7 separate regions of the Homo sapiens genome follow, and regions 2, 3, 4, 5, 6 and 7 are each linked to region 1. A link is a contact called in ENCODE Hi-C data. All regions are on one chromosome and are shown on one strand. The core of a region is the stretch at or near the end of the contact, and the rest is flanking DNA. Distances in the headings are between cores, read along the strand shown.

The links. A loop is a pair of places that touch in the nucleus more often than their neighbours do. Pooled maps may share reads with other maps.
Region 2: a pooled map shows a loop between it and region 1 (8-fold over the local background). The contact joins the promoter of ZNF234 here to the promoter of ZNF420 in region 1. A Hi-C loop is called at or near these places in 3 of 50 pooled maps.
Region 3: a loop to region 1 is called in a pooled map, with 17 times the contacts of the local background. The contact joins the promoter of ZNF224 here to the promoter of ZNF420 in region 1. A Hi-C loop is called at or near these places in 4 of 50 pooled maps.
Region 4: a loop to region 1 is called in a pooled map, with 6 times the contacts of the local background. The contact joins the promoter of ZNF284 here to the promoter of ZNF420 in region 1. A Hi-C loop is called at or near these places in 2 of 50 pooled maps.
Region 5: a loop to region 1 is called in a pooled map, with 9 times the contacts of the local background. The contact joins the promoter of ZNF222 here to the promoter of ZNF420 in region 1. A Hi-C loop is called at or near these places in 3 of 50 pooled maps.
Region 6: a pooled map shows a loop between it and region 1 (13-fold over the local background). The contact joins the promoter of ZNF45-AS1 here to the promoter of ZNF420 in region 1. A Hi-C loop is called at or near these places in 2 of 50 pooled maps.
Region 7: a pooled map shows a loop between it and region 1 (5-fold over the local background). The contact joins the promoter of ZNF283 here to the promoter of ZNF420 in region 1. A Hi-C loop is called at or near these places in 4 of 50 pooled maps.

The regions. Positions count from the first base shown.
Region 1 is chr19:37,075,949-37,080,137 of GRCh38, forward strand. It overlaps ZNF420 (zinc finger protein 420), which reads left to right and starts at 2,485. Exons shown (of 5, transcript NM_144689.5): 1 at 2,485-2,622. It overlaps LOC105372390 (a long non-coding RNA gene), which reads right to left and starts at 2,249. Exons shown (of 2, transcript XR_001754095.2): 1 at 2,150-2,249; 2 at 1-357. RefSeq lists a silencer at 1,941-2,230 and an enhancer at 2,321-2,560.
Region 2 is chr19:44,139,486-44,143,674 of GRCh38, forward strand. ZNF234 (zinc finger protein 234) reads left to right here and starts at 2,069. Exons shown (of 6, transcript NM_006630.3): 1 at 2,069-2,248; 2 at 2,829-2,882. RefSeq lists enhancers at 2,097-2,496, 2,251-2,841, 2,507-2,556.
Region 3 is chr19:44,091,598-44,095,786 of GRCh38, forward strand. It overlaps ZNF224 (zinc finger protein 224), which reads left to right and starts at 2,764. Exons shown (of 6, transcript NM_001321645.3): 1 at 2,764-2,933. RefSeq lists an enhancer at 2,574-2,683.
Region 4 is chr19:44,069,869-44,074,057 of GRCh38, forward strand. It overlaps ZNF284 (zinc finger protein 284), which reads left to right and starts at 2,291. Exons shown (of 5, transcript NM_001037813.4): 1 at 2,291-2,423.
Region 5 is chr19:44,023,517-44,027,705 of GRCh38, forward strand. ZNF222 (zinc finger protein 222) reads left to right here and starts at 1,863. Exons shown (of 4, transcript NM_001129996.2): 1 at 1,863-1,962; 2 at 3,507-3,633; 3 at 3,882-3,974. The coding sequence starts at 1,921. It overlaps ZNF222-DT (ZNF222 divergent transcript), which reads right to left and starts at 1,766. Exons shown (of 3, transcript NR_184028.1): 1 at 1,599-1,766; 2 at 1,382-1,503; 3 at 1-383. RefSeq lists enhancers at 1,829-1,878, 2,109-2,158.
Region 6 is chr19:43,900,077-43,904,265 of GRCh38, forward strand. ZNF45-AS1 (ZNF45 antisense RNA 1) reads left to right here and starts at 1,790. Exons shown (of 3, transcript NR_184050.1): 1 at 1,790-2,068. LOC100505715 (a long non-coding RNA gene) reads right to left here and starts at 1,727. Exons shown (of 3, transcript NR_038334.1): 1 at 961-1,727; 2 at 792-878. RefSeq lists an enhancer at 1,661-1,730.
Region 7 is chr19:43,825,621-43,829,809 of GRCh38, forward strand. ZNF283 (zinc finger protein 283) reads left to right here and starts at 1,701. Exons shown (of 7, transcript NM_181845.2): 1 at 1,701-1,824; 2 at 2,582-2,661. RefSeq lists an enhancer at 1,559-1,758.

The DNA.
Region 1 (4,189 bases), core at 1,235-3,734:
ATAGTATTCTAACAAATCCTTCTCAGTTCCTGCAGTCTACGTTTCTGATGGTCTTAACCTTTTTTAGCTTAAAGTACCTCTTTGTGAATCTGAAAAGCTGCCTATACTTTTTTTAAAAAAATCACATATCAACACATATAAAATGTCATAAGTTTAATATACAAGAAGCCCATCCACATGGAATCTATTCATCTCAGGTGAACAACTGTTTTTTACTTTTAAGTGATAGCTTCCTTTTTCTTGCAAGCACTCATCGTAACTATTCAAAAGCCAAAAGTAGTGACCCAGAATCACACAGATGCGGCTCAAGATCAATGCATGCTGTTCAATTTGAAACCAGAATGTGTCTGTCACCTCCTAAAAAAAAAAACAAAACCCAGTATATATCTCCCATATATAATTGGACATAATTCTTTTTTATTTTTATTTTTATTTATTTATTATACTTTAAGTTCTAGGGTACATGTGCACAACGTGCAGGTTTGTTACATATGTATACATGTGCCATGTTGGTGTGCTGCACCTGTTAACTCATCATTTACATTAGATATATCTCCTAATGCTACCCCTCCCCCTACCCCCACTCCCTGACAGGCCCCAGTGTGTGATGTTCCTTACCCTGTGTCCAAGTGTTCTCATTGTTCAATTCCCACCTATGAGTGAGAACATGTGGTGTTTGGTTTTCTGTCCTTGCGATAGTTTGCTAAGAATGATGGTTTCCAGCTTTATCCATGTCCCTATAAAGGACATGAACTCATCCTTTTTTATGGCTGCATAGTATTCCATGATGTATATGTGCCACATTTTCTTAATCCAGTCTATCATTGATGGACATTTGGGTTGGTTCCAAGTCTTTGCTATCGTGAATAGTGCCGCAATAAACATACGTGTGCATGTGAATTGGACATAATTCTTGCCTGACTTTGACCCACTCTAACTCAGTGCAATTTAATTATCTATATTTCACATAGCTATGCCTGATCACACACACAGGTTCATTCCCTCAAGAATTCTGATCACCAAATTTGCTATTCCAGTCACATTACCGGTAAGAGATCAATGTATTTGATATATGGTCTTGCAAGACCAAGTTTTATTAATTTTTTTCCCTCTGAAGGAGTGGTGAAATTATACTCTATCTTCTCTGTGCTGGAAGTTCACAAGTTTTTGATTATTCAAAAATCATAAAAGGCCAAGAGGTCTTGAAGTAAGTAAAAATAAGTTCAGGTTTACCAACAAACTCTACAGCCTTAAGTTACTTTCTGCCGGCCAAGGTTTTCTCATCAGAAAATGAGGACAAGTGTTTGACCTAGAATTTGGGAAATCTGACTAGTGCTGTACTGTGCTAAAATTCACTCTTCTTATGTATAACGTTGTTTTATTATTTTATTAGTTGATGGCCTCTCAACCGTACCCAGTAATAAGAGAAACTTTACCCTCTAATTAGAAAATAATGGATATCTACTTTTGGCCTGCTGTGGCAGAGGAAAAGGCAGTTACCCTAGGACTGGTTTTGAAATAATCTTTCTAAAAACAAAGAAAAAACTACGTTAATTTTGGATTCTTCCCGATAACACATATATTTGATCCAATAGAAAAATGATGTCTAAATTACTTGTCAGATAAATTGATTATCTTTTCCAGATTATTACATTACTATTTAAGGAAGAAATAACTTGGCCATAGTATTTTCACTGTCACACACGATCACACACAGCTCATTTGCTCTTGGCACCCTTACAGACACTGAAATACAAGCACAAAGAAAGCACGTTTATATAACACAGATCACCAGTTACTCAATTACGGCCACACACAAAAAAGCAGATATACATACAGATACCCTTCATAAGCAAACCACAATAGAGATCTGTGTAAAATCGTCTTACTCTGTTAGACGATTCTACACAGTTATAAAATCCCATTACTACGCAGCTTAAAGTACAAATCACCTCACACCCCACAGCAGGAAGAATCACACACAGGCAGAAACACAACCATACACACCCGGCCACGGAAAGACTCTCAGTCCACCTGGCATCTCCCATTGTCACACACACCCCAAGGGCCTGGGAGGGCACACACAGGGTCCTCTGCAAATCCGAGGTTCCGGCGGGTCCCCGCACCGGCCCCAGCTCCTCCCCCGCACCTGCCTGGCCGGCGGGTCCCACCCTCTCTCCTGCCAGGGGTAGACCCTGGGACCACTCAGCTCGCTCTCGCAGGCCCTGAGCGTCTGACGCCTGCGCACTGAGCGCGGGCGGGCGGGCACTCCCAGAAACCTCCGGGGCGCTGCAGGCGGGACAAGCAGGTTCCACAGGCCGAGCCCACGAGCCCCTCGAGGGGTGAGCGGCCCGGGCCTCCTGGCGTTCTGGCCGGCTAGCCAAGCGCTGGACTACATTTCCCAGAGGCACGGCGTCCGGAGCGCTGGACTACATTTCCCAGAGGCACCGCTCCCGGAGCGTAGCTTCATTTCCGTTAGTTTGCGAGATTTGGAGGCCTCGCGTGGGGAGAGGGCCGCGTCTGTGGAGGAGCTTGGCTCCGCACCTGCTGGGCTGGCGAACCCGAAATTGGGCTTGGAACCCGGGAGCCAGATCTTGGACCCTGAACTGCACCTCTGTCAAGGTAGGAGTGTCCGGGATGCCGGAGCGGACACGCGCGGAGAAAGCGTCGCTGGGGTTACTCGTGTGGCCGTGTCTCCGGTTTTGTGTGCAGGCTACAGCCTGCCTGGTATTGGCGACTGCCTGTGCATACACGACTGGACGTGTGTGGCTGTGGTTTTGTGTATGAGCATTTGTATGAGTGTGAGTTGTGACTCTGAGGGTGTTTGTGACTGTTTGCTTACCTGGCTGGGATATACTTATGTGACTGTGATTTTATGTGTGCCGCGTGTATAATTGGGGTTTGCCTGTGACTATGAAGTGTGTGACAGTTGTGACAAGAGTGTTTGGATGTTCTTGTGTCACTTTGAGGTTGTGTGTAAACCTGATATCGTGGGATGGATTTGCCAGTAAATTTAAGGTGTGTGACAGTGTTGCTGTGACACGGTGTTTATTACCGCGTGTTTCCCTGATTTCGTACTGGGTTGGGTGACTGTCTGATTGTGTGTGACTGTGGGGTTGTGTGTGCTGTTTTCATGACTGTGTAAAGAGACTAAAATTGCAGCTTTGAAAGGGTGTTTTTGGCGGTATGTGTCTCTGACAAGGTGCTTGGATGTAATTATATGCCTTGTACTTAATGGGATTTTGTTTGAGACAAGGTGGTCTAACAATGTAGCATAATTGGGTGATTGTGCCTCTAGCTGTGTAACTGTGGAAATGTGATTATGTGTGACTTTATGTGGCCATTTGTATATTCTGTGACCTTATGGGGGTTTAGTCCAGTACAGAAGTAAATTTCTTTTTGGTATTTCTGGGGTTCATTTGGGGCTGAGGTCTGCCTATGGATTGTGAGTCCCATGTGGCTCTGTGCTCCTCCCATGTGGCTCTGAGGACTTAAGGACTTTTTGATTTGACCACAGTGGCTGCCCTTTCATCCATGGCCTGTATTGCTTCATTTCTGTATCCATCCTCGGTTCACCTTGGGAAATGTAGTTACTTACGAGTTCACGACTTCTTCCCTGCGTCCTCTTGCCTTATAGCCTTAAGGGGATTGGGTGCAGGGAAGTGGCAAGAAGTAAGGAAGTCAGACATTTGGACACCTGAGTGATGAATAGGAGTTATTTGCAAGTTACAGACCTGGTCTTAGGATGAGAATTTTAGGGCTGATAATACCTTCAAGACAGCCACTGGATGCTGTGCGCGGTGGCTCACATCTGTAATCCCAGCGCTTTGGGAGGCAGAGGCGGGTGGATTACCTGAGGTCATGGTTTCACCATGACCTCTACTAAAAATACAAAATTAGCTGGGCGTGGTGGCGCATGCCTGTAATCCCAGCTACTTAGGAGGCTGAGGCAGGAGAATTGCTTGAACCCGGGAGGCGGAGGTTGCAGTGAGCCAAGATCAAGCCACTGCACTCCAGCCTGGGCAACAAGAGTGAAACTCATTCTCTAAATAAATAAATAAATAGGCCACTGGAAATATAATGGGACTCCAGGAGTGGGAATAGTTTCAGAGGGAGTGCTTTAGGAGACAGCCACCCAGTTCTGAACCTGAAGCACCCCACTGCAGGACTGTCTCCAGTGTACAGCTTT
Region 2 (4,189 bases), core at 819-3,318, 7.1 Mb after region 1:
TGGCCAGGCTGGTCTCAAACTCCTGGCCTCAAGTAATCCGCTGGCCTTGGCATCCCAAAGTACTGGGTTTACAAGCGTGAGCCACTGCGCCTGGCCGAGATGGAGCATCTCAATAAATTTTGTCATTTGGAAGGGCCGACTAGAGCAACAATACAGCTGTAACTAGTATAGAAATAGCAGTCAGTCAATTTTCAAAGAGGGGGATGTGTGGCATTGTGTGGTTAGCATAGTAACCTTGTTTTTATGTAAACACAATTGTGAAAAGGTATTTTTTTAGTTTATAAAATGAATCTAGAATGTGAGACTTCATTTTTTAAAAAACAAAAATATAGATTGATAAGTGTATTAGTCCATTCCCCCATTGCTATAAAGAAATACGTGAGTCTGGGTAATTTATAAAGAGGTTTCATTGGCTCACACAGAGTCCTGCAGCCTGTAAAGGAAACATGGCAGCATCAGCTCAGCTTCTGGGGAGGCCTCAGGAAACTTACAACCATGCTGCAAGGCGACTAGGGAGCCAGCACTTCACATGGCCAGAGTAGGAGGAAAAGAGCGAGGAGTGAGATGCTACACAATTTTAAACAAGCAGATCTCATGAGAACTCTATCAGGAGAACAGCACTAGAGGGATGGTGCTAAACCATTAGAAACCTCCCCGGTGATCCAATCGCCTCCCACCAGGCCCCAACTCCAACACTGGGGATTACATTTCAACATGAGATTTGGGTGGGGACACAGATCTAAACCATATCAATAGGCCAATGTATGTTTATGGGGAGAAAAAAATCTGGTTATCTTTTTTTTTTTTTTTTTTTCCGTGACAGAGTCTTGCTCTGTCGCCCAGGCTGGAGTGCAGTGGCATGATCTCGGCTCACTGCAACCTCTGCCTCTCAGGTTCAAGCGATTCTCCTACCTCAGTCTCCCGAGTAGCTGGAATTACAGGCACGCACCACCATGCCCGGCTAATTTTTGTATTCTTAGTAGATATGGGTTTTCACCATGTTCTCCTGGCTGGTCTCGAACTCTTGACCTCATGGTCCGCCCGCCTTGGCCTTCCCAAAGTGCTGGGATTACAGGCGTGAGCCACCGCACCCAGCCCCTGGTTATCTTGAAGAAAGATTTTAGATGGGTTTTTTTCTGATTTTGCTTTATTCTATTATTTATTTGTATCAACCAATGTAAGCCAGATTCCAAATTGCTAACTATAATGACGATATTTTAACCAAAAAATATAAAGGAAGAAAATAAAATATGTTCCTTCACGTATAGGATCCTCCTTAATGCTACTGCATTAAATAAATCATAGGCATTGGGTGTCTGACATCAATGCCAAGCGCTTCACCAGTTATACTTGCTTTGAAGTATTGGGCAATTTAAGAGCTTCTCTGAAATTTGGTGTTTTTACCTCTTCAGTAGACATAATACCATGAAAAGTGTAAACGAAAGAAGATAGCTTTTCCATGAGGACAGGGCTTCCCCACTGGCCCTCTCAAATGATGATTGTTTTTCCTGCCAAACCAGTGGTACCACAGCGTCTGGAGTAGGGGCTGGCACCTTCTTTGTTCTTCATTGCCTCTCCCAAACCATTGTACTTGCTCACTCTTCCAACTTTTAGTTTTGGCCTCATATTATCAGTTTATAGTAATCAATCATCAATCATCTACTGACCCCTAAAAAGTCATTCCCCATTTAGTCCTTGAAGATTGTATCTCCTCGCTTGTTCTCTTTCCAATAATCCTCCGTAGTCCTGGGAGGCGTTTAGACTTCAGGAATTGCTGTCTATTCAATATTTTCGCTCAAGGACTCAGGCAGAGGGAAGGACGACTCTCAGGGTCACAGTCCACATTCCCTACCAAGCGCTCAGCGATATAGGATTCGTTCCCCATGGGCAGTGCGGGAATCGTAGGCAAGGAGCACCGCGGAGTCCCATCGCTTTTCCCTGAAGGGTGAGATTCTGAACGTTTTTCCCTCAGCATTCTGAGTGTAATCCAAACGCTCAGTGGAGTCGTGGTCCATTTGACCCACGCAGGGGGATCCGGGGAATTCTGGGAAATGTAGTCCCGCCAATCAGTGGAGTCGCGGGCACTTCCGCTCCAGGGAAGAGGGGGCGATTGTCACGGCACATTCCACGGTAGTTTCTTCCAGTTCCGCGACTCGCGGGCCCCTCCTAATGTCAGGGACTTAAGATTGGGGCTCGCTGGGACCTGGTGGTCCGGTTATGGGAAAAGAAGCCTCGTGGGAGAGCAGAGGTTTGGTGGGGCGAGGGCGGCGGCTTTTGTTGTGTCAGCGGAGCCTTCTTGGGCTGGGGCTCCCCTCGTGTCCCGCGGCGGGAGGCGGGGGGCATTGGGACTTGGTTGGGTCGCGTCTCGCCTGGTTTGAGGGTTTCCGGGGCTCTGAGCTCGCCCACTCCGCCTCCCTGCACTCCAGGCGCGCAGTCACTTTTTTACAGTGCAAGGTTGGCGTGTTAATCTCCCTGGGCCTCTCCTTGCTGTTCTTTAAAATGGGGACGTTAGGACCATCTTTGTAGAATCGTTTTGGTAACTGGAATAGGTTACACAACACAAACAGTCCCTGTCACTTGGTGAGTGGTGGTTTCTTGTTACTTTCCCACGAAACCTGTTAGGTCCCCCGGTGGGGTCAGAGCTCCAGCAGCAGGGGCCTCAGCCCTTATCTCTGATCCCTGCAGGACGCTGGACGATCCCGGACGCCTTCTGACCTCTTTTTAGGCAGGCGAGGGTTGCGTCCACTTCCACGAAGGGAGGGGAGCATTTAACTTTTCTCAGGGACAGCGACCCAGTCAGGATGTTTCACAGCTTTCTCCTTCCCCAGCCTGAAAAAGGACTGCGCGGACTGACTTCTTGGCTACTGAAAGCAAAGCTCCACGTGAGTGTGACTTGTCATTTTTCTTTTACAGAGACTGTATCTTTGTAGCATGTGTAATAGGGCATGGGCATTTATAATAATTAAGCCTTAATTGCTAACTTCAATTCTAGGGGATTTATACAATTAGATACGTTTAAGCCGCAACGTGACTCTGTGGAGAGGTACTGGTCATCCAAGTAGTAAGAGGTGAAACTTGGGTTGGAACCTAGGCATTCAGGGTCAGAGCCCGAGTTGATCATCTCTTGGATATATTCTCATTGAGGCAGAGGAACTAGCTGTACTCAGGTGGGGAAAGTAAGTTAGAACTTGATTAAAGGACCTTAAGAGCAAGGCTAATTGCCTTGGAGTTTTCTCAGTTTTTAAAAACTGTCAACTATTTTGTTTCATTTATTACAAATATTTCACATTCTAATAGAACCGTATCACTGTGAAGCATTCAGAAATTACAGAAATACGAAGATACAAAAATTGTAATTACCTATGAAATCAGGATGTAAAGATAGTAATGGTTAAATTTCTAATGCATTTTGTTTTAGTGGTTCCATGTTTATATTACTTATAAATGTTTTACAAAATTTTTATTATACATTTCTCAATGTTTTTCTATTTATCTGCTTATCCATGGAAATTTCCAGATAAAGAGATAATAAACTAGTGACCTGCCATATTCTATCATGCTCATTCTTATTCTTCTCATTATTATTTCTCCTATGACTATTTCCTGATTTTTTAAAAAAACTTTAACACAGTAATTATATAATTTTAAGTCTATAGAAAAGTTGCAAAAATAGTATAAGAGGGCAGGGCATGGTGGGTCATGCCTGAGTCCTGAGTTATGGAACTGAGGCACTCAGGGTCACAGCCCGAGTAATCCCAGCACTTTGGGAGGCCAAGGCCTGTGGATCACTTGAGGCCAGGAGTTTGAGACCCGCCTGGCCAGCATGACAAAAACTCGTCTCTGGCCGGGCGCGGTGGCTCACGCCTGTAATCCCAGCACTTTGGGAGGCCGAGGCGGGCGGATCACGAGGTCAGGAGATCAAGACCATCCTGGCTAACATGGTGAAACCCCGTCTCTACTAAAAATACAAAAAATTAGCCGGGCGTGTTGGCGGGCACCTGTAGTCCCAGCTACTTGGGAGGCTGAGGCAAGAGAATGGTGTTAACCCGGGAGGCGGAGCTTGCAGTGAGCCGAGATTGCGCCATTGCACCCCAGCCTGGGCAACAGCGCAAGACTCTGTCTCAGAAAAAGAAAAAAAAAAAAAAAAGAAAACCCGTCTCTACTAAAGATACAAAAATTAGCCACATGT
Region 3 (4,189 bases), core at 1,514-4,013, 7.0 Mb after region 1:
AGCACTTTGGAAGGCTGAGATGGGTGGATCACTTGAGCCCAGGAGTTTGAGGCCTGCCTGGGCAACATGGCGAAAACCATGTCTCTACAAGAAACAAACAAACAAACAAAAAACAACAACAAAAAACAAAGGTAGCCAGGCATAGTGACCCATGCCTGTGGTCCCAGCTACTCAGGAGGCTGAGGCAGAAGGATTGTTTGAGCCTGGGAGGTCAAGGCTGCAGTGGGGCGTGATGTACCATTGCACTCCAGCCTGGGCAACAAAGAGAGACTCTGTTTCTTAAAAAGAAAAGAAAGAAAGAACTCTTACAACTCAATAACAAGAGGAGAAACCACCCAATTTTCTAATGGGCAAAGATACAAATAGAAATTTCAGATATACAAGTTACCAACAATTATGTGAAAAGATGCTCAACTATTAGTCATTAGGAAAATGCAAATCAAACCAATAATGAGATGCCATTTTACAACAGCTATGTTAGCTATCATCTTTAAAAATAGAAAATAGCCGATGTGGTGGCAGGCACCTGCAGTCCCAGCTACTTGGGAGGCTGAAGTAGGAGGATCGCTTGAGCCCAGGAGTTTTGAGGTGTAGTGAGCTATGCCCACTGGGTGTCCACACTAAGTCGACATCAACATGGTGATCTCCCAGGAGCAGAGGACTACCAGGTTGCCTCAGGAGAGGTAAACTGGCCCAGGGTGGAAACACAGCAGGTCAGAACTCCCATGCTGATCAGTAGTGAGATGTTGTCTGTGAATAGCCACTGCAATTCTGCCTGCACAACGCAGGGAGACCCCGTTTTCAATTTATACACACACACATATACATATACATATATATTTTATACATACATATATACAAAATAAGTATTGGAGAGGATGTGGAGAAATTACTACCCTCACACACTGAAGGTGGGAATGTAAAAATGGTGCAGTTGCTGTGGAAAATTGTTTCGTGGTTCCCAACATAGAATTACCATATGAATCACTAAATTTCATATCTAGGTATATACCCCAAAGAATTGAAAGTAGGTGATGAAACAAATACTTGTACACCACTGTTTGTAGCAACACTATTGACTACAGCCAAAAGGTGGAAAGAACCCAAATGTCCCTCAATCAATGAATGGATAAACAAATTGTGGCGCAAGCCTGTAATCCCAGCACTTTGGGAGGCTGAGGTGGGCGGATCACCTGAGGTAAGGAGTTCGAGACCAGCCTGACTAACCTGGTGAAACCCTGTCTCTACTAAATACAAAAAAATTAGCTGGGTGTGGTGGCGCATGGCTGTAATGCCAGCTACTTGGGAGGCTGAGGCAGAAGAATCGTTTTAACCCAGGAGGCGGGGGTTGCAGTGAGCTGAGATCGTGCCATTGCACTCCAGCCTGGGCATCAAGAGGGAAACCCCACCTCAAAACAAAACAAGACAAAGCAAACAAAAAAAACAAATCGTAGTAGAAACATAAAATATTATGAAGTACTGGTACATGCTGTGATGTGGATGAACTTTAAAAGCAGTATGCTGGCAGGGCGCGGTGGCTCACGCCTGTAATCCCAGCACTTTGGGAGGCCGAGGCGGGAGGATCACGAGGTCAAGAGATCGAGACCATCCTGGCTAACACGGTGAAACCCCGTCTCTACTAAAAATACAGAAAAATTAGCCAGGCGTGGTGGCACGCGCCTGTAGTCCCAGCTACTCGGGAGGCTGAGACAGGAGAATCGCTTGAACCCGGGAGGCGGAGGTTGCAGTGAGCTAAGATCGTGCCACTGCACTCCAGCCTGGCACTTTTTTTGAGATTCCGTCTCAAAAAAAAAAAAAAGAAGCAGGATGCTAAGTGAAAGGTGTCAGAAACAAAAGGTTCCATAATGTATAATTCCATTTATATGAAATGTCCACAATAGGTAATTCAATAGGACAGAGATTAGTGTTAGACAGTGACTGCTTAGTGGGTATGGGGTTTTTGGGGTGATGAAAATGTTTCCTAACTTTTTATTTGTACTACATATATCCTAAAATGGTGAATTTCACGTTTTGTGCATTACACCTCAATAGAGATGTTTTAAATAATAAAATACATTAAAATGTTTTGCATAGATAAAACAATAAAAAAAAACGTTTTTGTTGAGAAAATATTTGCGAGATAAAATGTTAATATCATGAATATAAGAACAGTGCTTGAAAAGTGAGGGATAAAACCAAAAACTCAATAAGAAAGTGGGCAAAACATCTGGACAATTTACAAAAAATGTAATAATGACACCTGAAAATATGCAAGAATATGCCATCTTTACAAGAGTTATAAATTAAAACTACATGCCATTTCTTACCACTGGCAAAACTTATTTGAAGAGTGTATCATCTCGCTTGTTCCCTTTCCAGTAACACTCCTGTCCTCACTAGAGGGGTTTAGACTTCAGGAATTCCTTTCTATACGGTATTTTCTCTTAGGCACCCAGGGAGAGGGAAGGACGACTCTCAGGGTAGAAGTCCACATTTCCCAACAGGCGCTCGGGGGTACGAGATTCGTTCCCCGTGGGAAGAGTGGTCAAGGGCTTCCCAGTAGTCGTCAACACTTCCCTTTGAGTGTAATGCTGCAGGAGTACAGTCCAGACCCTCAGTGGAATCGCGGTCGGTTTAGCTCCGGCAGTTGGGTCCCAGGGAATTCTGGGAAGTGTAGTCCAGACGCTCAGTGGAGTCGCGGTCAGTTTGGCTCCGGCTGGCGGGTCCCGGGGAATTCTGGGAAGTGGAGTCCAAACATTCGGTGGAGTCGCGGACACTTCCGCTCGGGGACTGAGGTTGCTGCAGTTTTTCCGCGATAGTTTGGGGCAGTTCCGCGCGTTGCAGGCCCTTCTGAATTTCCTGGACCTACGCATTGGATCCTCAAAGAACTGGTGATCGAATTAGGGGAAAAGGGGCCTCGTCGGAGAGTAGAGGTTTGGAGGGGCAAGGGCCGCTGTTTGCGTTCTCGTCCGTGGCACCTTCTTGGGCTTGGGTCTGTCCTCGCTTCCCGGGGGCATTGGTACTTGGTTGGGTCGCGTCTCACCTGGTTTCAGGGTTTCCGGGGCTCTGAGCTCGCCCACTCCGCCCCCTGCACCCCACGCGCGTGGCCACTTCTTCTCGATATAACGTTGGGGTGTTAATCTCCTTGGGTTTCCCGTTACTGTTCTTTAAAATGGGGACTTTAGGGCCATCCTAATGGAATCGTTTTGGGAACTGGAAGAGGTAACACAAATGAGAGCCTTAAAGCAGTCCCTGTCACTTGGTGACTGGTGGTCTCTTGTTAATTTCCCACGAAGGACCGGGTGGGGTCAGAGCTCCAGCTGCAGGGGCCTCGGCCCTTCTCCCTGATCCCTGCAGGACGCTGGATGATCCCGGAAGCCTTCTGACCTCTTTTTAGGAGAGCGAGGGTTGCGTCCACTTTCATGAAGGGAAAGGAGCATTTAACTTTTATGGGGGACGGCGACGCGGTCAAGGTGTTTCACAGCTTTCTCGTTCCCCAACCCGACCTTTCCAGAAGAGCTGCAGGGAGGGACTTCTTGGCTTCTGAGGGCAAAGCTCTACGTGAGTGGTCCTTGGCTCTTTGACCGAGATGCTCACCCCAACCGAGAGTGTATAGGTTGTGTCCTCGGGCATGGGGGTCGATAATAATTAAGTCTTAATTAGTAACTTCATTCTAAGGGCTTTATACAAATAAATTTACGCCACACCGTGGCTCTGTGGAGAAGTATTGCTTTTTTCTATTTTAAAAACGAAAGTGAGACACAGAGCGCATAGGCACCCGACTAGTGAGAGGTGGAGCTGGGGTTGGAACCTAAGCAGTCTGGGTCAGAGCCTGATTTGATCTTCTCTTGGGATACGTTGTCACTGAGGCAGAGGAACTAGTTGGACTTAGGTGGGGAAAGCAAGACTTAGGGGCTTGAAATTTTCTGAGTTTCTAAAAATGTTGTCAACTATTTTGTTTCAATCATTACAAATATTTTGTATTCTTATAGAACCATGTCATTGTACAGCATTCTATTTTTCTTTATTAAGAACAAAATGGGCCTGGCGCGGTGGCTTACGCCTGTAATCCCAGCACTTTGGGAGGTCCAGGCGGGCGGATCACGAGGTCAGGAGTTCGAGACCAGCCTGGCCAACATGGTGAAACCGCATCTCTACTAAAAAATAATTACAAAAATTAGCTGGGCGT
Region 4 (4,189 bases), core at 1,041-3,540, 7.0 Mb after region 1:
GCCTGTCTTTTGAATAAAAGCTATTTTAACTGGAGTGGGATATCTCATGGTAGTTTTGATTTGTATTTATCTGATGATCTATGATGTAGAGCACCTTTTCATATACCTGTTTGCCATTTGTATGCCCTCTTTTGAGAAATGTCTATTCAGATATTTTGCTCATTTTAAAATTGATTTATTAAATTTTTTCCTATTTGGTTTGAGCTTCTTATATTCTGGTTATTAATCCCTTGTCAGATGGATAGTTTGCAAATATTTTCTCCTATTGTGTGGGTTGTCTCTTCACTTTGTTGATTGCTTCCTTTGCTGTGCAGAAGCTTCTTAACTTGACGTGATCCCATTTGTCCATTTTTGCTTTGGTTGTCTATGCTTTTGGGGTATTACTCAAGAAATCTTTGCCCAGACCAATGTCCTGGAACATTTCCCCAATGTTTTCTTGTAGTAGTTTCATAGTTCGAGGTTTTAGATTTAAGTCTTTAATCCATTTCGATTTTATTTTTGTATATGGTGAACAACAGGGTTGAAGTTTCATTCTTCTATATGTGGATATCATGTTTTTCTAGCACCATTTATTGAAGAGACTGTCCTTTTCCCAATATATATACTTAGCACCTTTGTTGAAAATGAGCTCACTGTAGGTGTAGAAATTTATTTCTGGATTTTCTAGTTTACGCAGCACTAAAAAGAATGTACTGTACATGAAGTGATTTCTAGGATATGTTGTTACATGACCATAGAAGAGTTAGAAACGTGCTTTCTTTTAAGTAATAATGGAAAATAAGAAATCTACACATACTGATACGGTTTGGCTGTGTCTCCACCCAAATCTCATCTTGAATTATAGCTCCCATAATTCCCACATATCATGAAAGGGACCTAGTAGGAGGTAATTGAATCATGGGAGTGGGTCTTTCCCATGCTGTTCTCGTGATAGCAAGGACAGATAGAGGAGTGACTTTGAATAGAATGGGAGGCAGGTTTGCCCTAAGCGATTTCCAGCTTGAGATTTCCTTAGTGATTTTGGGGGCCCAAGATATTTTCCTTTCACAATACTAAGCAGTTTAATTTCTCTTAAATGTGGCATTTCCACGTCTAAAGAATATTAATATGAAAACTTTAAAAGTGGGAAGATAGCTTTTCCAGGAGGGCAATTGGCCCTCCATATTGGCCCTTGACAGGGCAGGAGCATCGCCATCTTGGACAAACACTGCCATTTTAAAGTTCGCGTTGATCAAAAACTGCCTAAATCCAAAGGGCATCAGCCTAATGGCTAAGGTCAGCATGACCATAAACCACAAATGACATCTCCAATCAGAAACATTCCAACCATAAGATAAACCCCTCCCTGACCAGAGACATGCCAGCACCGAGATAACCTCCCTTCCATTGGAGAGATGTCAGTCCCAAGATAACTTCCCCTCCAACCAGAGATATTCCAACCCCACAACAGACTTCTCCCCAATACAGAAACATTCTAAGCCTGTGGTAAGCTCTCTCTCCCTAAAGCCAATACATACTCTTAGTCCGTAAGAGAGAGCGCTCCTGACTGCAATCGGCCAGAAGGCCCTCTCGGTTTATTCTCCAAAACGAACCTGTCTTTGACTGTTGAGCCGCTTTTCGTGTTTTTTTTTTTTTTCTCTTTAACTCTTACAGCCCTCTTAAACACTTAAACTGTGGTTGTTTTTCTTGCCAAACCAGTGGTACAACAGTGTCTGGTTGTACCAGGGGCTGGTGCCCCACTCAATGCCTCTCCCAAACCATTTTTCCTGGCCCATTATTTAAGCTCTTAGATTTAGCCTCATACTATTAGCGTCTAGTATATTAGCCTTTCAGCCATCTCCTGACCGCTCCACAGTCACTCCCCGCTAACTCCTTGAAGATTGTATCTCCTTGCTTTGTTCTCTTTCAGTAACACTCCTGTCATCATGGGAGGCGTGTAGACTTCAGGAATTCCTGTCTATTCAATATTTTCTCTCGAGGACGCAGGGAGAGGGAAGGACCACTCTCAGGGCCACAGTCCATATTCCAAACCAGGCGCTTGGGTCTATGGGATTCATTCCTCGTGGGCATTGCAGGAAGTGTAGTCAAAGAGCACCGCGGAGTCCCACGCTTCCCGCCGGAAGGTGATACTATAGAACGTCTCCTTTGAGATTCAAGGAAGTGTAGCGCAGGAGATCTGTTGAATGACGAGCAAGTAGGCTCAGGACGGCGTATCCGGGGAATTCTGGGAAATGTAGTTCACACGCTGCGCGGGGTAGGGGCACTTCCGCTCCCGGGGGGCGAGGTTGCTGCAGTGCATTCGGTGGTAGTTTGGTGTCAGTCCTGTGTCTTGTCGGTCCTTCTAAACGTGTCCCCTTACGATGCTGGCTCGCAACCACCTGGAAGTTGACTAAGGGGAGAAGGAGTCTCGTTGGAAAACGGAGGTTTGGAGGGACAACGGCCTCTCTTTTCGTTCTTGTCAGCGGAGCCTTCTTGGTCTTGGGGCTGTCCTCGCGTCCCCGGGCATGAGGCTGGGGGTTGGGACTTGGTCGGGACGCGTCTCGCCTGGTTTGAGGGTTTTTGGGGCTCTCAGCTCGCTCAGTCCGCCTCCCTCCATCCCACCTGTGAGGCTACTTTCTCACAATTTAGGGTTGGGATGTTATTAATCTCCCTGTACCTCCCACTGCTGTTCTTTAAAATGGGGACTTTAGGACCATCCTAATGAAATCGTTTTGGGAACTGGAAGAGGTAACACAAATGAAAGCCTTAAAGCAGCCCCTCCCTTAGTGACTGGTGGTCTCTTCTTAGTGTTTATTTCCCACGAAGCCTGTCAGGTCCCCGGGTGGGGTCAGAGCTCCATCTGCAGGGATCCCCGCCCTTGTCTCTGATTCCTGCAGGACGCTGGGTGATCCCGGACGCTTCTGACCTCTTTTTAGGAAGGCGAGGGTTGTTTCCATTTCCACGAAGGGAGAGGAACATTTAACTTTTATGCCGGACGGCAATGCGGTCAGGGTGTTTCACAGCTTTCTCCTTCCCCAGCCTGATTCTCAAAAAGAGCTGCAGGGAGGGACTTCTTGGCTACTGAGGGCAAAGTTCCACGAGAGTGGTCCTTGGCTTTTTTTCTTTTACAGAGATGCTCACCCCGACCAAGAGTGTAGGATGTGTCCTCAGGCATGGGTGTTGATAATAATTAAGCCTCAATTGGTAACTTTATCCCAAGAGCTTTATACAAGTAGTCACATTTTCGCCACACCGTGGCTCTGTGGAGAGGTACTACTTTTTTCAGTTTTAAAGATGAGTGAGATACAAAGGAGCAGGAGTTATCTGAGAATAGTCACCTAAGCAGTAAGAGGTGGAGCTGCGGTTGAAACCTGGGCGTTACAGGTCAGAGCCTTAGTTGATAATCTTTTGGATACATTCTCATTGAGGCAGAGGAACTAGCTGGAATCTAGTGGGGAAAGCAAGCTAGGACTTGATTGAAGGGAGCCTTGAGAGCAAGGCTTATGGGCTTGGACTGTTCTGGGAGTTTATCAACTATTTCATTCATTAGAACTATTTCATTTATTACAAATATTTCACTTGTTATGCAGCGGTATGATTGTGGAGCGTTCAGAAATTGGAGAAATACGAGTAGTACAAGTTTATAATTACCCATGAATCCAGCATGTAAAGATAGTAACTGTTAAACTTCGAGTGCATTTTTTTTTTTTTTTTGAGACAGAGTCTCACTGTGTTGCCCAGGCTGGAGTGCAGTGGCACGATCTCGGCTCACTGCTAACTCCGCCTCCCAGGTTCACGCCATTCTCCTGCCTCAGCCTCCTGTGTGAGTAGCTGGGACCACAGGCGCCCGCCACCACGCCCGGCTAATTTTTTTGTAGTTTTAGTAGAGATGAGGTTTCACCGTGTTAGCCAGGATGGTCTTGATCTCCTGACCTCATGATCCACCAGCCTCGGCCTCCCAAAGTGCTGGGATTACAGGCGTGAGCCACCGCACCCGGTGCATTTCTTTTTGGTCTTTCTTTGGCATATTTGCATATTTATTTATAAACATTTAAACAAAATTTTATGATTAAAAAAATGTGTTTTCCCTTATGTGTTTAACTATGGAAATTTGGAAACACTGCCAAGAGGGAAATAGCTAGTGAACTTACATGTTATATCATGCTCATCCTAATTTATCTCATCGTTATCTCATTTTTTTTTTGGTAAA
Region 5 (4,189 bases), core at 613-3,112, 6.9 Mb after region 1:
CAAGATCCAGCAGCATATTAAAAGGATTACACTTAGTGACCGAACTGTTTTATTCCTGGAAGGCGAATATAATTATGGTTCAACATACAAATATCAATGTAATACTCCACATGAGCAGAGTGGAAGGTATAAATCACATCATGTCAGTGAATGCAGAACATTCAGTTTCACAAAATTCAGCACCTAGCACCTTTTCATGATTGAAATACCAAATAACTAGAAGGAGAATAAACTACCCCAGCAAAATAAAGGCTATATATGGAAATTCTCAGAGCTGATTGTCATACTCAATGGTGAAGGACTGAAAGCTTTTCTTCTAATATCAGGAACACAATGAGTTTTCTCCACTTTTCCCACATTTAGTCAATGTAGTATTGGAAGTTCTATGCAGAACAATTAGATAGAAAAAGAAAATAAAGCTATTAAAATTGGAAACAGAGGTAAAATTGTCTATATGCTAATGACATGTTCTTATATATAAAAATTCTAAAGAATTCACAAGAAAAAAAAACTCTTAGAGCTAGTAAAGTCAGAAAGTTGCAGGAAAAATATCTACATAGAAGAAGCAGTTGTATTTCTATACAAAAACAATTAATCTGAAAAGGAAAATAGTTCCCTTTGCAATAGCATTAAATAAATAAATTACTTAGGAACTGTCTTAACCAATGACAAGAAACACTTGGACACTGAATTTTGCAACATCTTACTAAAGAAAATTAAAGAAGGCACCCCAGGCATGGTGGCTTATGCCTGTAATCCCAGCACTTTGTGAGGCCCAGGCAGGCGAATAACTTGAGGCCAGGAGTTCGAGATCAGCCTGGCCAACCTGGTGAAACCCCTGTCTTCACTAAAAATACAAAAATTGGCCAGGTATGGTGGTACGTGCCTGTAATCCCAGCTACTTGGGAGGCTGAGGCAGGAGAATCGCTTGAACTCAGGAGGCGGAGGTTGCAGTGAGCCAAGATTGTGCCACTGCACTCCAGCTTGGGCGACAGAGTGAGACTCTGTCTCAAAAAAAAAAAAAAAAAAATTAAAGAAGGCGCAAATAAATGGAGATATATCCATTATTAATGGATTGGGCGACTTGATATTGCAAGGCTGTCAATACCTATATCTATAGATTCAATGCAATCCTTAATCACAGTAACATTTTTCTCAGAAATGAAAAAATCCACCTGAGATTCATGTGAAATATCAAGGGACACTCTCTCCCATGGTCATATTTTAGACCTCGTCATTTTCTAGCAAATATTCCTCCATAATAATTTGCAGCACTACTCTCCAACAACTTTGACTTGTATTTCCACCTTGGTCCCACCAGCATGCTAGCATCAGTAATATTAGAACCTCGCCAATACCTACAGTCCACTGAGACGATCACCTTTTTACTCTTTCAACTCCTCGTGTACTCACAGCCTGCCAAGCACATTTCTTGTCAGGAGAGGACAGCTCACTTCTCCTAATGTCTCACTTCCCAAAATTGTGTCCCATGAAAATTTCTAGCTAGATGAAGGCAGAGAAAGAAAATATTTGATTTCTTAGGCTTTATGGAAGCGATAGGAATGGCAATAGTGGTTTGGAATGGAGACTGCACGCACCAGTCAACAGGGTGTGTCCCGAATAAGCAGTGGGTAAAGGACATTTACTGAAATGCTATCTCCAACTCCACTTCAGGAAAGCTTGCTGCAGAGTTAGAGTGATATAGTCCAAATGCTCTGTTTGAGTCGCGGGCCCTTTGTCTCACACGGGCGAGTCCGGGGAATTCTGGGAAGTGGAGTCCACACGCTCTGTGGAGGCTCGAGCACTTCCGGTCCCCAACTGTGACGTTGCTATTTCATTTACCACAGTAGTTTGAGTCATTTCCACATCTTGCGAGTCCTTCCGAACGAGTCTCCTTTCCTTGGGGCTCGCAACCACCCAATGATCGATTCAGGAGAAAAGAAGCCTGGGCGGAGAGCAGAGGTTTGGAGGGGCGCGGGCGGGGATTGCCGTTCCAGTCAGCTGAGCCTTCTGGCGTCGGGGGGCTCTGCTAGGGTCTCAGGGAGTGGGATTGGCGCGGCCCGGTGTGCCCTACTTTGACCTCGCTTAGTCCGCCTCCCTCCTCCCTACGTGTGCAGCCCCTTTCAGTGTGGTGTGGAGTGTCACTTAATGTCCGTTTATCTTCCATTGCTGGTTCGTTTGTTTGTTTGTTTTGTAACGGGACTTTTCGGACCATCCTAATGGATTCATTTTGGGACCTGAAAGAGGTAACACAAATGAGAGCCTTAAAAGCAGTCCCTGTCACTCGGTGTCTGGTGGTCTCTTGTTAATTTCCCACGAAGCCTGTCAGGTCCTCTGGTGGGGTCAGAGCTCCAGCTGCAGGGGCGCCGGCCCTTCTGCCTGATCCCTGCAGGACGCTGGATGATCCCTGACGCCTTCTGACCTCTTTTTAGGAAAGTGAGGGGAGCATTTAACTTTTATGGGGGACGGCAAAACGGTCAGGGTGTTTCACAGCTTTCTTTTTCCCCAGCCCGACCTTTCTAAAAGAGCTGCAGGAAGGGACTTCTTGGCTACTGATGGCAAAGCTCTACGTGAGTGATCCTTGGCTTTTTTTCTTTGACAGAGATGCTTACCTCAACCGAGAGTGTGTAGGATTTGTCCCTCGGGCATGGGTGTCGATAATGATTAAGCCTTAATTGGTAACTTTATTCCAAGTACTTTATACCCCAAAATACATGATCTTCACAGTGGCACTGTGGAGAGGTGCTGCTTTTTTCATTTTAAAGATGGGCGTGAGACACAGGTGGAGCAGGAGTTGAAACCTAGGCAGTCCAGGTTAGAGCCTGAGTTGATCATCTCTTGAATGCAATTCTCATTGAGGCAGAGGTACTAGCTGGGAACAGGTGGAGAACGTAAGTTAGGACTTGATTGAAGGCACCTTGAGGCAAGGCTCAGGGGCTTGGACTTCTATAGGAGTTTTTGTTTGTTTGCTTTTTGCTTTTTAATTTTTTTAACCTTATCTACTATTTTCTTTCTCTCTCTCTCTCTATATATATATATATTTTTTTTTTTACAGAGTTTCGCTCTTGTTGCTTAGGCTGGAGTGCAGTGGTGCAATCTTGGCTCACTGTAACCTCCGCCTCTCGGGTTCAAGTGATTCTCCTGCCTCAGTCTCATTTTCGTCAAAGGGCCCGCGACTCAAACAGAGCATTTGGACTATATCACTCTAACTCTGCAGCAAGCTTTCCTGAAGTGGAGTTAGAGATAGCATCTCAGTAAATGTCCTTTACCCACTATTTATTCAGGACACACCCTGTTGACTGGTGTGTGCAGTCTCCATTCCAAACCCCTATTGCCTAATCAGTCATTGTCAGGACACAAACAGAATAAGTAGGAAATCTATAAGCTGACCTATGTCTCTCAAGATCCAAAACAACTTTACACTTGTCCCTTGTGCCAGTGCAATGCTGCTGTCTCCCAATAGTCTTTGGCCGTAAGATTGAGGTGACATCTGCTTGATGTTGTAGGAGGCAGTGACCTTCAAGGATGTGGCTGTGATCTTCACTGAGGAGGAGCTGGGGCTGCTGGACCCTGCCCAGAGGAAGCTGTACCGAGATGTGATGCTTGAGAACTTCAGGAACCTGCTCTCAGTGGGTGAGGACGGGCACCCCCTGTAATGGAATGTCAGGCCCCAGGAGTGGTTTTTTAATCCTAGGGTTTTCAAGTTTGAGTGTGCAGTGAGAACCTACATTTCCAGTAAATTTTGCCTGGCTATTAGGTTGGTGCAAAAGTAATTGTGGTTTTTGTCATTGGAAGTAATGGTACACTGCAATTACGTTTGCACCAACATGATATTACCTTGAACATGTTGGGATTAAGCATGTGACTTTGCCTGTTCACAGGGCATCAACCATTCCATGGAGATACTTTCCACTTCCTAAGGGAAGAAAAGTTTTGGGTGATGGGGACAACAAGCCAAAGAGAAGGGAATTTGGGTAAGAACCAAGCAATTGTGTGTCCCTGCATGTGATTCCTGTTACTTCTGTCCATGCCCATTTCCAGCATTTTGGGGTAAATGGCCAAACCTGTTTCCTGGATTATTACAGCCTTCTCCCTGCTGATGCCCCTGCTCCCACCCTTCCCACCCTGCCATCTGTTCTTACGGTAGCCAAAGTGATCCGTAGGAAACGGAAGTCACATTGCCATTCCT
Region 6 (4,189 bases), core at 540-3,039, 6.8 Mb after region 1:
TTTGCCTGTAGAAATGTATGTCAATGTAAATCGGAGACTCTGATATTTCGTATGCATTACTGGTAGTCTCAAAGCTGCTTCCTATTATACATTCCTGATAGATGGGTTTATTTTACTTCTGAATCTATCCTCCTAATCACAGTGTCCTACAAGCAGCTGTTAAGACATCGTGTTCCATTTAATGTCACTTTGCATTTAACATCATTAGAATAAAAACTCTAAGGTATAAGATCCATTTTCTTTCACTGAGTTCTCACAGTTCGATCATATCCTGACAATGCTGCTATAGCCAGAAAGATGCCTCTTCCCTGTGAACTCCCAAGACAGGTCATCTGAATTTCTCTAGTGGCCTTTCACATCAACTATCTTTCTTATCCCTATTCCGATTTCATTTTCCTTACTGGATACCAAGTCATTTGAGGATAGCAACTATATCTTTTTGTCATTGTATCCTAACAAGTACAAGCACATGGTAAATATCTGATATTTGACTCAAATTTTGAAACTAGGGTTTATCCTCAGGGAATGGCTATAAAAGGAAGCAAAGATCTCTGCAAAATGGTGTTCATTATAGACTAGTTTTTAGTCAACAATTAGAAACATAATAGCTCGCAGTAGGCAAAAGGTTAAATAAATTATGAAGAGAAGGGCTTAAGGGCCTTGAAAGGAGGCTGTAATGGCATATTCACAGATACGTCACTGTTAGGCAGGACATTTCCAAAGAGAAGAAAGGGTCTCATGTCTTTAAAATTAAAGAGCATCTTACAAGTAATGAGGAAATATAAACTCACCTGGACTTTAGCTTTCAGATGTGTAGCAAAAATTCTTTCCTCTTTCAGGATCTTTTTTTTTTTTTTTTTTTTAACAGAAGGGTAGCACTGGAAAAGAGAAGGCAATCATGAGACAGCTGGGGTTTCTTGGATAGCACAGTAACTTAGAAAATACCCTCAATGATCATACCTGCTCACCTACTTCACCGAGCACAACCAGATGGGAGTAGGAGAGAAACTGGAACAGTGTTGACCTTCCCAATACAAGAGAGGCCAAGATCAGTGATGCCTAGGGTGGAATCTGTCTCTAATTCACAGCAGGTTCCTGGGGCTGGAGCTTTAGAAATGCTATGGTTACAAACATAGAGCTGGCTCCTCGGCGCTTCCAAGGGGGAAATATCCAGGAGGGATGCCTATTCCTGAGAACTCTTTATCGAGTCTTCTCAGAGCCTGCCTTGAGGCCGCAACCAATTTCAAAAATCTCGTCTCAAGATCAAGTCTGTGTTTTCTTGCTGGGATCCTTCACGCCTCCATGAATCTGGCTTCTCTCTTTTACCTGCTGCACATCCCAAGTGTCTGTGAGGCGATAGGGCTGAGGAATCTGCAGAGCCTAGAGCCTGGAGTCACAGTGACAATTCACACAGGTACACAACACTGTTCATTTGTCTAACGCACACACACGTACACAACCCTGTTCATTCATCTCACACACACACACACACACACACACACACACAGTCTCTCACAGGCACACAGAAACTCCTCCTCTGCTGCTCAAGCAGACAGGCCTGAAATTCTACTGAAACTCCAGGGATGACACGCCCCGTTCACGCCCTGGGTCTTCTGGTCTTCAGCGCCTCTCATCCTCACCGCCGGTTCCATTCCAACCAGGGACTGTGGAAGCCTCCGCTGATTTCTGTGGAGACGATCTACTCACCACGTAGGGGCTACAGCAGCTCGGACACCGGAAAAAGATCTAGAGCTCGAGGGTGACCCTAGCGCGGTGACTTCTGGGAAATGTAGTCCACCCGGAATAACCATGTCCACGGCGCCCGCCATTCTGTAGCCTATGCTCGGAGGGCACATGAGCAAGAGCTTGACCATCTGTACCGTTGGTTGACTTGCTCTATTAAGGGCTATGATTTCAGGTCGTCCTGCGTGTTTAGAGGAGGCGAGTGGAATCTTGAGTCTCGGCTGGAGAAGGCAGAGCACGGGCATGCAGACCTCAAAGCCTCAAACCTGCGTGTGAGAGGAGAAGTTGGCGAGCTCCAGCGTATGGTCCACGGTTGGTATTCTAGGTGCGAGCTGAGGACAGGGGCTTTTGTTTTTCGCGCTCCCAGGTAGCGCCAGCACCTATAGTAGCTCCAGGAGCACAGAAGGCGTTAAGTGTGCATTGGTTTTAGAGAAAGAATGCCTGTGCGTTTTGTGTTTTCACTCTGTGACATTGTGAAATTCATTGTGTGAGAACATGGATGGGGTTGTATTCCGGATTATGGTTTGTTTCTAAGTGTGTTACTTTGGACATGAAATGGTTTGTTTCAGATTTTGAGATTATGTAAATTTTTTAAGCCCTCTCCCTTCACTCCTACTCCCACTCTGAAATTTCTCATGCCCAATTGCCATTCTCTCACTTAAAATACGAGTCTGGCTGATTTGTCCAAGGTAAATACTACTATGGCCTACTTATCCATTAGGCTGAATGGGCAAAGTACCGAGAGCCCACAGAAATGTTTTCTTTCAAAATAAGAAAATGAATTTTAAGGTCAAAGAAACTTAATATCGTAGTCTACTGGCGAGTGTATAAATTGATATAATCACTTGGGAAAACTATTTGGCAAGATCTATTGAATTTGAATATATGCATTTGCTATAACCTAGCAGTTCCATTCTTACCTTTAACCCAAATGTAAGTGTATACATATTCACCAAAATACATGAATGGGGATGTTTGTGGCATTGCCATTTTTATTGGAATTGCACTCAATATATGGGTACTTTTCAGGAAAATTGGTATTTTAAACATTGTGAAAAGGCTGGGCGTGGTGGCTCATGCCTGTAATCCCAGCACTTTGGGGGGCTGAGGTGGGTGGATCACTTGAGGTCAGGAGGTCGAGACCAGCCTGGCCAACATGGCAAAACCCCGTCTCTAGTAAAAATACAAAAATTAGCCAGGTGTGGGGGCCCGTGCCTGTAGTCCCAGCTACTTGGGAGGCCGAGGCAGGAGAATCGCTTGAATCCAGGAGGTGGAGGTTGCAGTGAGCCGAGATCGTGCCACTGCACTCCAGCCTGGGAGAAAGTGTGAGATTCTGTCTCCCCCTACAAAAAAAGAAAAAGAAAATTGAGAAGGGACCTCCAGGAAGATGGAATAGATGTACTTTTTTCTATTTGTCCAGCTAAGTACAATAAAAACCCTGGGCATTAGTTATAAAAAAAGAGAAAAAGAACACTGAGTGGTAGAGAAAAGGTAGACTGGTGCTGAGTTCCCTTGATTTTCTTTGTGCCTCCTTTGTGCCAGACTTAAAGCCAAAGAAGCTAGCAGTCCCAATACACCAATGGGCACAGACAAAAAAGTCCCAGCAAAAGCCTGCTGTCTTTAGCCAAAAGACAAGGAAGAGGGCAGCCTAGCAAGAAGGAAAACTTTTAGACAATTACTGCCATGCTCTAGTCAAAACACCACAGGAAAAACCTTCAGCACTATCCCCAGCATGCCAGCAAAGACCCATGCTTCCACTCTTGCCTGGAGAGTTAGGACTTTCCTCCCCACCCCTCAACCCAGTGCTAACAGTAGAAGCCACATGGAGTGCAGTAATAAGGCACTCCTTTCCCTCCAAATTAGAAAGGTATCAGTGGAGGTCTAGTGGGAAACCGGAACTCCCACCCCTGCCACTAGTAATGAGGAGCCCCCCTGTGGGTATCAATGGAGGCTGAGTGGGAAATCTGGATTTCTGTCACCACCTAATAATAATGAGGCAGGATCCACTTCCCCTACCACAGTGATGTCAGAGGAGAACAGGTGATATAAACTGAATTGTGTACTCCACTCCCTGAGTTCATATGTTGAAGTCCTAACTCTCAGTACCTCAACATGTGGACTGTATTTGGAGATAAGGTCTTTAAAGAGGTAATTAAGGTTAAATGAGGTCTTTGGTGTGGGCCCTAATCCAGTATGACTGGTATCCTTATAAGAAGAGGAGATCAGGACACAGATACACAAAGGGTGTGTGAAGGTAGCACGTTTACCAGAAGAACATGGCCATCTACAAGCCAAAGAGAGAGACCTCACAAGAAACAATACTGCTGACACCTTGATATCAGACTTCTACCCTTCAGAACTGTAAGGAAATTAATTGGTGTTGTTTAAGCTGCCCAGTCGGTGGTACTTTGTTAGGTATGATCCAGAGCCTCAGATCAGAAAACCA
Region 7 (4,189 bases), core at 451-2,950, 6.7 Mb after region 1:
CACCATGCCCGGCCTGGAGACTATTATTCTAAGTGAAGCAACTCAGGAATGGAAAATCAAACATCGTATATTCTCACTCATAAGTGGGAGCTAAGGTGTGAGGATGCAAAGGCCTAAGAATGACACAGTGGACTTTGGGGACTTGGGGGAAAGGGTGGAAAGGGGGTGAGGGATAAAAGACTAAAAATTGGGTGCCATGTACACTGTTCAGGTGATGGGTGCACCAAAATCTCACAAATCACCACTGAAGAAGTTACTCATGTAACCAAACACCACCTGTTTCCCAAAAACCTATGGAAATAAAAAATTAAAAAAAAATCAGACCCCCAAAATATTCAGAGTAGTACTTGTGGGAGTCATTGAGCAAGTAACATGGGAAGAGAGGAGGCTGCTTCCACCAGTGGTTTTGGAGGTGGAGCAGATGCTGATGATAATGAAGTCCCAGATGGGAAACGGGGATGGGTGCCGAGGAAAGCTCAAGGACCCTGCAGATGAGGACTCAGACCCACGATACTGGATGAGGCATCCATGTCACCATGGGAGTCAACCAGGGTAGTGGCCTCAGCTGAGGCAGGGGAAAAGCTGGGATCCAAGAGCTCTAGTCTTCTCTTGATAAGCAAGAGAGACCAGGAGGTGAGAGATGGCAGAGGATGAGAGAGGTGATATCAGTGACCAGAAAGAGCCCCTAAAAAGTAACTTCCTTTTCTTTCTGTTAGTTTTAATATAAAATTTCGCTTTAATATTTTTAGACAATTCTTTTTTAAAAAAGTATTTATATCCAAAGGTTCTTACCACACCAACCACAGCCCCAATCTTTTTGCCCTAACCTCAGAATCAGTTAGTTGTCTCCTTTAAAACCTTTCTCTCTCTCACACACCCACACACACACACACGCAAACACACAGGAGAGAGAGAGAGGGAATATATAGTATTGTTTTTGGAGTATGAGTGTGTGCTTCAGAATAAATGGTTTCATACTCTATAAAAAATGAGATTCAAATTTTATAATCCATCAAGTTTTATTGGAACACAGCCATGCTGGATTGCTTGTGCATTGTTTATGGCCGCCTTTGCACTGCCATAAGTCTCCACGGTCACAATATCCACTCACTACCACTTATTGTTGTCTTTCAACAGCGGCATATAAAATCTGTAACACAGTTCATCTCACACCTAATAAAACAGACTCACACAGGCATAAATTTAGAAAACATCCCATGAACATAAACAGGTCCACGCAGGGTCCCAGACACCGAATCGAACTAAGAAACTCCCTCACAGCAAGACACACCCATCTGTTCAATTGCCAGACACTGTTCCAGGCGCTCATACCCAGGTAAACTGGTAGTGTCGCGCAGGTCATTTCCAGCGAACTTACCCCGGATTCCCTTGCTCGCTCACGTCTAAGTCCCCAGACACCCCAGTCCCATCTTCGCCTGTTCTAGACTCCAGAATGCGTTCCTTAGCGAAAGCTGAGAACCTTTTAATTCGCTCTCAGTCAACACCAAAGACCCTCAAGCAAAAGCAAGAGCTCCCGGGCGTCTTCGAAAAAAGCGCCTTTGACAGGTGAAGCCAAGTTGCATGCTGGGAGCATCCCTGCTGTCCAGGTTTCAACTTCCGGAGACTCTGCCGCTGTGGACTACATTTCCCAGAAGTCTCCGGGGCACAGGCCTTTTAGGGGCGGGGCGAGCTTGCCTGCCAGAAGCTCCTCTCCCAGCCTGCGAGCATTTCCAGGCTCTTGTTTCCCATCAGCCTCTGGGTCCAAACTAACCACAGGTCTCTGGGTCCTTTTCCGGTGTCCTTAAGGTTCTTGGACTCTGCATGGTGAGTTGGTCGTGTCTGTAGAAGTAATCAGCCCGGGTGAAGCTGGGAGGGCTCGGCTGGCTTTACTGGGGCCCGACTGGAACCGGCAGTGAGGGTGGGGGTGGCATCGGGGGTGCTGGAGGTGGGGAGGGCTGGGTCACGGACAGAGCGTGTCGTGTCCGGATCCTCAAGCCTGTGTGCACGCGAGCAGCCGAGGGACAGTGTGTCTCAGACGGCGTGGCAGGGACGGGGCGTGTCCCCACGGAGGTGGGTGCAGTTGTGAATGTGTGACGGGCTGACAGGGTGCGTGGCCGTATTTGTAAATGTGATTTGCTTTGACCAAATGCTCTAGGTTCCCTTTAGCCTGTCTTCGGGCCTGCCACAATTAAATGACCGCAAGAAAGAAGTCTATGCTAAGCCCCATAATGAACGTTTCAAGCAAGAAGGATGAGAATTTTAGATCTGGAAGTGTCCGCGGGACAGGATCTTGTCAAGACCTGATGGGGAAGTTCTAGAGGTGGGATTCCTAGAAGAGGGGCCTCTAGGAGCTCTTTGGTGGTGAGCTACATGTTTCAGAGCCATTGCAAGCAGACCTCTGTCCCCAAGAATTGCCCTCAACACAGAGACAGACTCTAGCCTCCCTTTTCATTCCGTTTGGTTTTGTGTGGATGAAGGCAGAAGTGGCCCCAGAGGGTGTTTTGCTCTTCTTTTTCTTTTTTAATTAAGTCTGTGACGCGCTAGAAATGCTGATGTCTCATGTTACTGTTTTTTCCCCCAGTGCTGCCAGGTTGCCAGATTTCTAAGAAGGAGTTTGAAGAGGAGAAAAGGATTTTTGCATGTTTAGAAATCAAGGTTCAGGTGAGGTTTTTTATACATACTTTTTAAATACATACACATACAATTACCTTTGCTTCTAGGTCATGAGAACATTTTCTTTCCTTGGCCTGAAATATCTTGACTGGGTTTTCCCAGTTACATGACCCGCCATGCTGGTACATATTTCCTCCCAGTGGCCCCCTATTGTTCTTCTCCACAATTCTTACCCACCTGTTCATATGGCAAATTGTTCAAATACTTCAGTGCATTATGATGCACTGAAGAGTTATAGAAAGGCACCTCTTGTAGATTGCTATTAGAGCATTATTTTATACTATGATTATTTGAAGAGATTAGTAATTAGGTGGTGTTATATAAACATTATTTTTTATCTTTTCTGTAGTCATAATTAAAATTTTTTTTTAACTTTTTTTAGAGACAAGGTCTCACTCTGTTGCCCAGGCTGAGTGCAGTAGTATAGTCATAGCTCAGTGCAACCTTGAAGTCCTGGGCTCAGGTGTTCCTCTGGCCTTGGCGTCCCAAAGTGCTGGGACTGCAGGTGTGAGCCACCATGCCTGGCCCATAGTCATGATGCTTAAAGAAAGGCAAGGTATAAGGGATTTTAAGTAAGGGAATGTTTCTGGCAGTAAATGACAATGTTGTCTGCTTTGTGAGGCTTTTAGGGGTGGAAATATGATTGAGCTTTGAACATAGGGATTTGTAATTTGCACCAACAAGAGTGGGGACTTTCAGATAATCTTTAGATAGAAATCTGTAACATTTCCAAGCATGACTTGTTTGAAGTCCAGCTTTCTGTGGCATGTAAGAAGCCGTACTATGTTGTAGTTAAAAATAAGGCCCTGGGGTCGGGCACAGTGGCTCACGCCTGTAATCCCAGCACTTTGGGAGGCTGAGGGAGGTGGATCATGAAGTCAGGAGATCGAGAACATCCTGGCTAACACGGTGAAACCCCGTCTCCACTAAAAATACAAAAAATTAGCTGGGCGTAGTGGTAGGCGCCTGTAGTCCCAGCTACTCGGGAGGCTGAGGCAGGAGAATGGCGTGAACCCGGGCGGTGGAGGTTGCAGTGAGCCAAGATTGCACCACTGCACTCCAGCCTGGGTGACAGAGAGAGACTCCATCTCGAAAAAACAGCAACAACAAAAAAATTAAGGCTCTGGATCCAAAGTATCTGAATTCAAATCCTGGCTCTGCCTGTTGGTAGCTGTGTGTGCTTAGACAATTGATTCAGGCCCTCTGTGCCACATCTATAAAATAGGGACAGGATAGTACCTACCTAATGGAGTTGATATGATGTAAGATGAGATATTATATGTAAAGCTTCGTAGAGCAGTGTCATCCCCATGATATGGGCTTACTGAATATTGAGTTGCTATTATTGGGCTCTTCTAGATTATTTCCCATAAACTTTTTATAGATTAGAGTAACAGAAGTATGAAGTTGATTGTGACGGGTGCTTGCAAATTAACTAAAAAAGTGGGGGCTGGGCACGGTGGCTCACACCTGTAATCCCAGCACTTTGGGAGTCCGAGGCGGGTGGATCACAAGG